Linked DNA regions of Mus musculus: region 1 is linked to region 2. The links are chromatin loops, found by intact Hi-C in ENCODE. Cell type or tissue: gastrocnemius. All regions are shown on one strand.

Region 1 (5,000 bases), 51 kb after region 2:
TCCTGTCTTCAACATCCCTCAGGAAATTCACTCATCCCAGATGAATTTCTACTGCTTTTTCTCCAGAGTTTAAGAAAATTCTGTGGCAAAACTTCTTGCCTCTACTCTCCTATCCTATTAGACATTTTAAAAGATACCTTCTGTGTATTCTGTATTCTTTCCTCTAATTTGGAAGCCAAAAATCAGAAAATATTAGTAATAATTTCCTCTAATCTAATTCTTACTTTAAGAGCGCATAGCCTGACTTAAAAAAAAACTCTAGAAATTGAAAATTCTATTTATTCCAGTCTAATTCTGCATAATTTAATCCCCCAAACACAGTTCTTTCTGTCAGCACCAGCTCTGTTCCATAAGAAAGGTAATGTCCTCACCGCTTAAGAGCCTGAGTACCATTTGGCCACTGTACATATATCCTCACGTGTGGATGAAGGAAATGAATAGAAAGCACTCCTTTTCTCGATCTTCAGAACAAACTTCTCACCTTCAGCATCACCCACTTCATAGAACACCCCTAGCACAGACAGAGTCACACATCCCCGACAGCTGCCTTCCTTCCCTACAGTTATCTTAAAAGTGATTCTTAGCAATCAATTACACTTCTAAACATAATCGTCAAGAAACGGGCTTCAGTAATCTCCCAAATAAGAACTATATTTAAACTGAGAAGGCATTTCTCAGGGATTCCAACTGCATGCCATGTGGCCTGAATCAATCCACATGACACTGAAAACGGCAAGCTCGAGGCCCAAGCTGAATCCAAGTTCTGCTCTGAATGACTCAATTTCTCACACCTCAGTTTATCTACAGTACATTTAATCCAGACGATGGACAGATGATGGACAGATTCCCTCCTACTCTGAGGGCCTTGGGACTTGGTTCACCTGGAATTAGAATCACCAATGAAGGAGAAACTCTCCCCAGACAGTACCTCAGTTAGCCACATAAACACCTGGTTGCTGAACAGCCATTGCTCAAGTCCCACCTTGGAAGATTAGCATTTCTGAGCTGCCAGCTGTTCCAGGAACATGACAAGGCAGGCAGCTTCCTGGTTCTAAGTCTCCTTTACTTGTGTAGAGGAAAATGAAGGGCTGGGGGAGGGGAGGGGTGGGGCAGCTGCAGGCAGAGGGCAGCACTCTGCTCTCTGGACTGACTCGACTGCCCCTGCTACCTGCTCTAATTATTCTAAGGGAGGGGGTCCCTGACTTCCTTCATGTGATACAAGAAGCTGGTGAGCAAGGAACCCTTTAGCTTTTACAGCCCCTGGCAAACACCAGAGATTCCCAATCATACTTTCACATCAGCATTGCGCTTCTGCCACAGGATGTGATTTCCCTTCTAGCACATTACTAATCGGCACTAATTTGAAAAACATAACTTCAGCATTTAAAATTTGCAATGGAAATTTTTAAAATATTCTTTAATCAGCAGCCCTGTTGGGATCATCCGTACTCTGTTTCTTATTTTTCAGGGTCCAAAGGACAAGGGAAGGCCTCCTGTCTCCATCTAAGTCTCTCCGTCTAAGTCTACAAAGTTTGTAGTTTCCACACAACAAGTTATGATCTCTTTACAACATCCACTCCAATATAGATTCAGTTAAACTCTCCAAATGGTACCCCAGCACACCAGCTTCTGCAGGCAGAGTCCTACCACAGCTAAAGCTAAGAGTCAGTCAGCTCTACCTGAGGGACAACAGTTCCCTGGGGAGCAGAGAGCCAGCCACAGCTAGGCTGGCAGCTTGAAACACAGCCACGGTAAGCTAGGTGCCCTACCTAAAAGCTGGAGGTCAACCATTTCTTTCAACATTTTATCTTATGGACCCCAAATAAAGACTCAATAATTATTTTCCCCATTCTGCCTGAATTCTATGCTAACTTAATCATGTCACCAAAATTATATCCCTGAAAGTATTGTGGAAGAAATGTCAATATCGACCCAGGTTCAAAGTAAGAAAAACTGCCAGGAGGTAAGAGGCAGAGGCAGGTGGATCTCTGTGTTAAAGGTCTATGGAGTGAGTTCCAGGACAGCCAGGGCTACACAGAGAAACCCTGTCTCGAAAAACTAACAAAACAAAAAAATTAGGGAGAACTAAATAGCACGAAGGTACATGCAGTGTCGTTTTTCTCCTGAATCCATCTAGGAGAGGACTGCCAATGTGGCATGGGACAAATACCATGTGTCATCCAGCAGGAAAAGGAACCCCAGTAGCAGGCGAGTCAGCTGCGAGGTAAACGGTGGAAGTCCTGAACACGTGACCTCAAAGCAGCAACCTACACAGGGAATCACAGCACCACTGAACACTGCTGAATATACACTTTTCTCAAGTTCTAGTGTTTAGCTGAGAATACTCTGGGCAACAGGGATCTGGAACAGTGTAAATCTTAATTTATCTAATAAAATCTCAATTTTACAGAGATTATAAGAACATATAAAATGCTATTAGCACATCACTTACATAATCCCTTCAAGTAAGAACTTTATTCAATTTTCACGTAAAGAGTCAAATAAAATTGGCTCTCCTGGCTAAGCCCATGATTAAATGAGCGTTTCATGAGGCTAAAGAAATTGTCGTATTGCTTATTCACCCACTTATTACCAACATATAAGCTGCTTTTCTAACTCAGCATAGTTTGAAACTCCCCAACCTAACACACCCTAGGAATTGCTGCCATTTATACTGAAGGGAAAGTCATCTCCAAATGTTAAGATTTCAAGGCAATAACAAATCTAACTATTCTCCCTGATAGTTTCACTTTCTTAAGCAATTGTTTTTAATCTTTGGTATTTTATAGCACTATTACAAATAGAAACACTGATTGTCTGACAAGAGATATATAAGCTACATCTTTATAGCCTTCGAAATGTTAGATATGTATTTGCAATGTTATACCTGGCTGTCAACCAATGTGGCCACGCCCTGTTAATGCCCAAACTCATTACCAGTTAACAAGGAAGATACTTCCCATTCGAAGTCCACAGACAGAGCACTGGGGTTGCTTCCTTTGTTTCCTTTAGGTGACTCTCTCTTCCCCTTTGCAACTGTCAGCAATTAAAACCACAAACTCCAAAAGGATGGCGGGCTCAGTTATCTAAGACACAAACAAAGCAAGTGCTATGGGGTTCAAGTGCCTGTAAGGACCAACCCAGACAGTGCCCATCAACACAATCTCATCCTTCTCAAACATGGCTACAGAGAGACCGTCTTCCACATTTAGTCATTTAATTAAACTATCACATGATGGCAAAAGTACACTTCCTTCAGTATTCCAGAGTAAGCAGAGAGAGATGGGGACTGTGCCACTCTGAGCAACTGCCCCTGCTGACCACCACTGGCTCTGCACTTCCACTAACATGAAGGCATGTCATAGAGCCAGGCCACTCAGTTTCTCAAAAGAAACTATGAATCCTCTTAACACCAAATGAAGCCCAAAACCCAAACCGAATCTATACACTCCATCTTATCATTCCAGGTTATAACTTCCATCTCCGAGAATGAGATGAGGCAGTCCACGGGATTCAAAGACACCCCGTCCCCCAGGCTGAGGCCGTGCTCTAAGACTGGCCTCTTCTCCTTGCAGCTCCATGTATATGCAACACAGACTTACTGAATCACTGGACAAACAGGACACCTACTGTGGACCAGTGCTGGGACAGACACTGGAGAAAGAAGCAAAGCCCCTTCTACGGAGAGCAGATTCCAGTGTGAGGAAGTAATTAAAGTAATAACTAAATTACATGTTATGCAAGAAAACAACACGTAAGATTAAAAAACACACAGGGCAACTGGAAAAGCCTCCCTCTTTTCTAAGATTAATTTTACTTGGGGAGCGAGGGTGCGTATGAATCCTGTGGACTGGTGTTACAGGCGATTGGAAGCCACCTGACACGGTACAGGGAATCACTCCGCCTCATACACTACAGAGGTTCTGTTTGAGGACATGGCTCGGTGCAATAAGCACCTACTTCATAAGCATGAAGACTGGGGTTCACATACAGCACCCACATCAGAAGCCTGGCAGGAGCAGAGTGCCCCAACCTTAATCCCAGAGCACTGAGGATGGAGATGAGAGAGGCTGTTTGGACTAGCTAAGTCAGCGAGCTCCACGCTCCAGTTCAGCACGATACCCTGCCTCAGGAAATAAAGTGGAGAGAGACTGAAGACACCAGCATCATCCTCTGGACCCCACACACGTAAACATGTATACACACATGTGCATTACACACATTAAAAAAATAGAAGACAAAGATAAAGTTTTACTTAAGAAAAAAAAAAAAAGCAGTTGGGGCTGGTTCTAGCCTCAGCAGGTTAGAACACTGGCTGTTCTTCCAGAGGACACTGCTTCAATTCCTAGCACCCACATGGTAAGTCAGAAATATATGGAACTGCAGTTCTAACACCCTCTTCTACAAACATTACAGACAGACATGCAGACAAAACACTTCAACACATAAAATAAGTAAACCTAAAAAAAAAATAGACAAGTCTTAGTAAGGCTTAAACCACAAACTCCAAAAGGATGGCTGTAGCTGTGGGCATTAACTTGAATGTTCCTCAGTTCTTCTGTCCACGAAGTGCACTATTGCCTGACCTATTTAACCCTTCCAACCCTCAAAAAAAAATGCCTTCATGAGAATACTGGAGTGCTTTCATAGTAAAGTCAGACTCTGCCTCTTAACTCTCAGCACGCACTGGGCCACCTTCTTAGCTGTCCTAAAGCCTTTGCAGATAACTGACCCTTCCCAAGCCACGGCCAGCCCACCTCACACACACACACCTCTAATCTGAAAATAGTTTTTAAAAAGACTATGAACAACTTCCGTAGTTTAAAAAAATAAAAGATCATAATGCTTGAGAGACAGCGTCCACCAAATGTGTGCATCCAAAGAGCTACTCCTGTTTTAACTTCACAAAAAGACGCATGGATTTAGTACTATCCAAACATGATGTGTGTACCCCCGGGTTTCTGTTTGTTCAATTTTAGTGTAATGTGGCTACCGCCTGA
Region 2 (5,000 bases):
GTCCTGGAAAAGCAGCAAGGTTCCCTTCCCTGCTGAGCCATCTCTCCAGGCCACCATACAAAGGTTTCCTTCGAGAGACTACCTTATGTCTAGCTGGGTGTGGCATCTGCTACTAAGAAGTCTGATGGCCTGTGGCTTAGGCAGGAAATAGCAGGCGAGACATGCGGGAGGAGAAGGACTTCTGGGACAGTGCCAGGCCTGGGAAGATTCACCCAGGAACGTGTGATGAGGCAGAGGCATGGTACCTGAGCACAGGATGCTCTGAAAGCATGTGTGGAGATGCCTGCCCAGGCTCTGTGTGACACTGAACAGCTAGGTCCACAAACACAGCAACACCCAAGGCTTGGACCATGAGGAGACTTACTTTGAATAAAGACAACAGTGAGCTCTTTGTGCTCTGTGCGAGCCTATAGCTGTGCTCCAGAGCCTATAGCTCTGCTCTGTGCCATTCGCATGAAGCTCCAGCTGAATGACTTCAAGTGCCACAGTGATTAGGAAGCCTAGTGTAAAGAAGTGGTGAATTGGAGGCTGGAACTTCAGTTGATTTCCACAGTAGGGCAGCAAGTCACTCCCAACAGTAAATCACACAGCTACTTTAAGAATACAATTAACAGTGTTTGCAAGACTAGATGATGATGCTGATGCTGACGATGATGATATGTCACTAATCGTGACACTGATAATAGCATTTATAAGGAATTCTTTCACAGTCCTATCAGAAAGTTACAATCACTGGCCCCAGGTTAAAACAATACATACTGCCAGGGAGTGGTGGCGTACGCCTTTAATCCCAGCACTCAGGAGGCAGAGGCAGGTGGATTTCTGAGTTCGAGGCCAGCCTGATCTACAGAGTGAATTCCGGGACAGCCCGGACTACAGAGAAACCCTGTCTTGAAAAACCAAAAAAATAAAAAGATAAAACAGTACATACTGGGTATCTGTCCTGGAAGGGGACTGAGCATCTGCTGGGAAAATATCAGGCACTGACAGAACCCAGCCCTGACAGAGCCACTCTGCCCCCATGTGATAAGGCAATGTGCACAACAACCATGCCTCTCCCGTCTCCCAACCTGTACACTGGACTAGACAATCCGTGCCTCAGTGTCTACCGGCCTCGAGGAAAAGACTCTGCTAGTGAATTTTCAGCTGCACGGCAGTAAGCAGCTTGCTCGGCAGGAGAGCTCAATCGGGTTAGCACGTGGGGGACAGGTGGAACACAAACAGCTATGCATCCTTCAGTCCATGGTTGGAGAAAAAGCGTCTCAGGGCCGCGGCATACTTCAACACTTAAGTCCTTCTTCCCTATTTCATGAAGCCATACAAATCTAAGAAGGGAGAAGTTCAAAAGAAACTAGAAAAGCAAACACACATACACAAACAAAATCATTTGGTGGGACGCTACCACGGAAGTCCTGTGAGCTGTGAAGATCCAGCTGAATGGTAGAATATTTACCTAGTTCGCGTGAGGCATGTGTCTTGAGACCCAGCATAGTCCAGATTCTCTAAAAGCTAGGTTCCTTTTGGCTTCGAGTCTCCCTGGTGGAATGAAATTCTCACAACAGCTCTGGGTCATTCAGAAAAATGTCAAGGCATGGGGCTAGCCTGGGCAAAATAACTGCCTGTTTCAATGCTGAGATTTTCAAGCCACAGAATCACTTCAGCTGATTAGAAATATCTTACAAAGGCCCAAAGCAACTTCTTGTATAGAAAAATGAGCCCCCATATCCTAACGCTGGGTAGAAAGAATCATGTTTAACCGATAGTTCCCAAATAATGGAAAACAGTCAAGTAGTCGATTCCATACTCAACACAATGAGATAAGTAAAAACTACAAAGTCAATTCAGACTCCAGTAACTTCACTGTCAAACCACCTGTCTTAGTCAGGGTTTCTCTTCCTGCACAAACATCATGACCAAGAAGCAGTTGGGGAGGAAAGGGTTTATTCAGCTTACACTTCCATACTGCTGTTCATCACCAAGGAAGTCAGGACTAAAACTCAAGCAGGTCAGGAAGCAGGAGCTGATGCAGAAGCCATGGAGGGATGTTCTTTACTGGCTTGCTTCCCCTGGCTTGCTCAGCCTGCTCTCTTACAGAACCAAGACTACCAGCCCAGAGATGGTCCCACCCACAAGGGACCTTTCTCCCTTGATCACTAATTGAGAAAATGCCTTACAGTTGGATCTCATGGAGGCATTTCCTCAAATGAAGCTCCTTTCTCTGTGATAACTCCAGCTGTGTCAAGTTGACACAGAACCAGCCAGTGCACCACCTAATGGTTTTAACCCTGTCCAAATTTGGCTTCACTTGGGCCCAGGCAGAGTTTGCTTCTGAAACACTAAGGGGGAAGAGGGGTCTCTCTGCCAGGTTTTAAGTTTGTCAGAGAACAATTTCTTGTTAATGTCCAGTTTACATTGAGGAAGTTGAAATTATAGTCTCCCTCCCTCAGCCTGTGAACCCCAGTTACGATGCCGTTCACTGCAAGGGGCAATCTTAGTTCCCTGAAACCTGCCATGGAGTTGTTGAAAAGAGATGGCAGCCAGTGCTTCACCTAACAAATACTCTGAAAGGACAAATGCTTTGGAAGAAACAGTAGGTTCTGCAGGCTGAGCCACGGCCTGGGGGAGGGGACAAATGAGGAAATCCAACGTGAATCCTGCTCAATGGTGTCATTCAGAGTCATGGCGCACAGTGTCCGCCAATGACACCATTCCCACACTCTGCTGGAGGAGAATGACAGAGCGAGGGAGGGCTGAGGAAGAAAAAACAAGGGAGAAGGATAGTTGCTCGCTGTAAGGGACTCTGAGCTTCAGTATCTGTGTGGTTCTATGGTCACTTCTGTTTCCCTCCACAGGCTGCTGTCACTTCAAGGTCTTGAGCCACTTAACACAAGTTAGCAAAATAATGTCATTGTGAAAAGAGAATAAAATTGTTCTGGACACAATCATTAGCAGTGGAGCGCCTTTAGACGGTGTGTTTAGTGCAATAGTGCAATAACGATGCTTTCTAGGCAATTCAATCTGGTTTTGCTCAAACTGTCATGATAATCACCTGCCTTTTTTTTCAGGGCTCAAAACATGAAAAATTCATCATGAAATGAGGGTCATTATAACAGTCCTTCAAAATTTAAAGATGCTTCACTGGGAATGTTGGTCAATGGCAGAGTGCTTGTATAAAACACTAGGTTCAAGCCTGAATCCCCCAGTGGTTGGGGAGGGGGAGGGAGAGGGAGGGAGCAGGAGGGAGGAGAATGGATGTGCACAGGAGCAAGTCAGGAAGAGGACGAAGTGACTAAGTGTTTCTCTAGAACAACCAACTGGCTTTGAGTATTAGTGTGATTTAACATTCCGGGGAGTGGAAAGCAGGTTCACACAAGGTAATTACACTCTCACTAAAACAGTCAAATGTAAAGGACTCACACTTGGCATAGCACAAACTAGCCAGGAGTCCACTCAGTAACCATGCTGCCCCGGCTGGGAGCAGGGTGGAGTAGAGCAGTTTCCTGTCTCTGCTGACGTCCTAGTCTAATCTAAGGGCTAGGGAAAGCCTGGCTTCCATTACCAGCCTATGCTGTGCCCCCTCTACCTGCTCCTCGCTAGCCCAGAGCAAAGTCAAGGTGGACGACTGGCAGCGGCCCAGAAGGCTGGCTCTAGGAACAGACAGACCTAAGGCTTTCCAGGAAGTGGAGTGTTTGTTTTGGCAGAAGGCTTCTGCGGAGAGCAGAGAAATGGCCCAGATAAAGAGATGGCATGTGTGGACAGGAAGGAAGGCTACCTGCCAGCGCCTCGGCTCAGCCGGGGACACGAAGAGAACGAGATCCACACTGCCCTGTATTAATTCCTGCCTGGACGCCAAGGCCAGAATTCACACTGATCACTGAGGCCCTTTCCTCTGACAGCTGTTATACAATTTTGTCTGGCCAAAGAAGAAAAACTCTTCGGTTTCTGGTGTAATGGGTACAGTGCGGTCTCCGAGGGACAGAATGCTGTGCCCTTTGGTGGCCCCCTCCAACACTTATGATTCATAGTTCACGGAAAGTATTGAGAAATATTCCATCAGAATTGAATCTGCTTTCACAGCGTGTTGTATGTTTCCTGTGTTTTTCTTCCTTCGTTATCACCAAGGACATTCCCATAAAAACAAAATCTTTTCCCCCCTAAGCAACCATATTCTTCAACATTAATCTGTGCTCGGCTTCCAAGCTGCTGTTTAATGATGTCATACAGAGTTTCTTTTTTCAGTTATGCCATAATGATGCACAGAGGAAGTTATGTGGCAAATCAGCTAAAGTGTAAACAAGAGGCTGACCTCAGGATGATTTCAGAGTTTTCAGAAAGGGCCAGCAAGCAGTTCTAACCTTTTCTCACTAGCAAGCAAGGAGGCGTCTGCTCAGTCCCAGAATCTACATTGAAAACTGAGGCAAGGTAGGACACACATGTAATTCCAGTGCTGGGGGGTGGGGAAAGAGACTGTAGATAGCAGGGCCACTGGAAAGACAGCCTCGCCTAGGCAAGCCCCAGGAAAAGGTGGGGAGACCTGCAGAATGATACCCAAGCTTGTCCCATCGCCTGGGTCTGCACACATGGTCACACACAGCCACAGATATCTACTAGCACCCATGTGAACATGCAAGCACACAAACATACACACACACGTGAAGGGAAACTGTCCCTCTTGGTCCCAGTACTCCACCGCTGTACCCCTCCTTTCCCAATAATGAGAATGAAGTCCTAACTTGTAAGCTAAGTCTAACCATGATGCTGGGCAAAAGGAATTTAAGTTGTAAACCAGTATTTCTGCTTCCCGTTATCTGCTGTCCTGAATCAACAGGTGCAGCACAGTTCCACTAGCAAGCTAAGAGGCCCCAGCTCCTGGATAACTCTTGTAACGTGCGGGACGGAAAACCACACGGCAGTCTTTGCCTCTCTCGGGTCATGAGCTCTCAGGACATGAAGCAATCGTCTTGGGCCTCAGGTTCCTCATGTGTCTGTCACACTCACTA

Evidence for each region. Peaks named below come from ENCODE experiments on the same cell type or tissue, not always from the same donor. Only the 100,000 strongest peaks of a DNase experiment are listed, where the experiment ranks them.
Region 1: a loop joins it to region 2, with 2.0 times the contacts of the local background. A loop is called at or near these places in 4 of 42 quality-filtered maps.

Annotation. Positions count from the first base shown.
Region 1 is chr3:27,664,492-27,669,491 of GRCm38, forward strand. All of the region lies in intron 1 of Fndc3b (fibronectin type III domain containing 3B), which reads right to left. Among named protein-coding and RNA genes, the nearest start is that of Fndc3b, 43 kb to the right of the region's middle. In gastrocnemius, no CTCF peak of the experiment used is centred here; no DNase peak of the experiment used is centred here; H3K27ac peaks cover 761 bases.
Region 2 is chr3:27,613,016-27,618,015 of GRCm38, forward strand. The region is part of intron 3 of Fndc3b (fibronectin type III domain containing 3B); the gene reads right to left. Among named protein-coding and RNA genes, the nearest start is that of Mir3092, 31 kb to the left of the region's middle. In gastrocnemius, no CTCF peak of the experiment used is centred here; DNase peaks (open chromatin) are centred at 189, 2,683, 3,257 and 3,699; H3K4me3 peaks cover 891 bases; H3K27ac peaks cover 1,792 bases.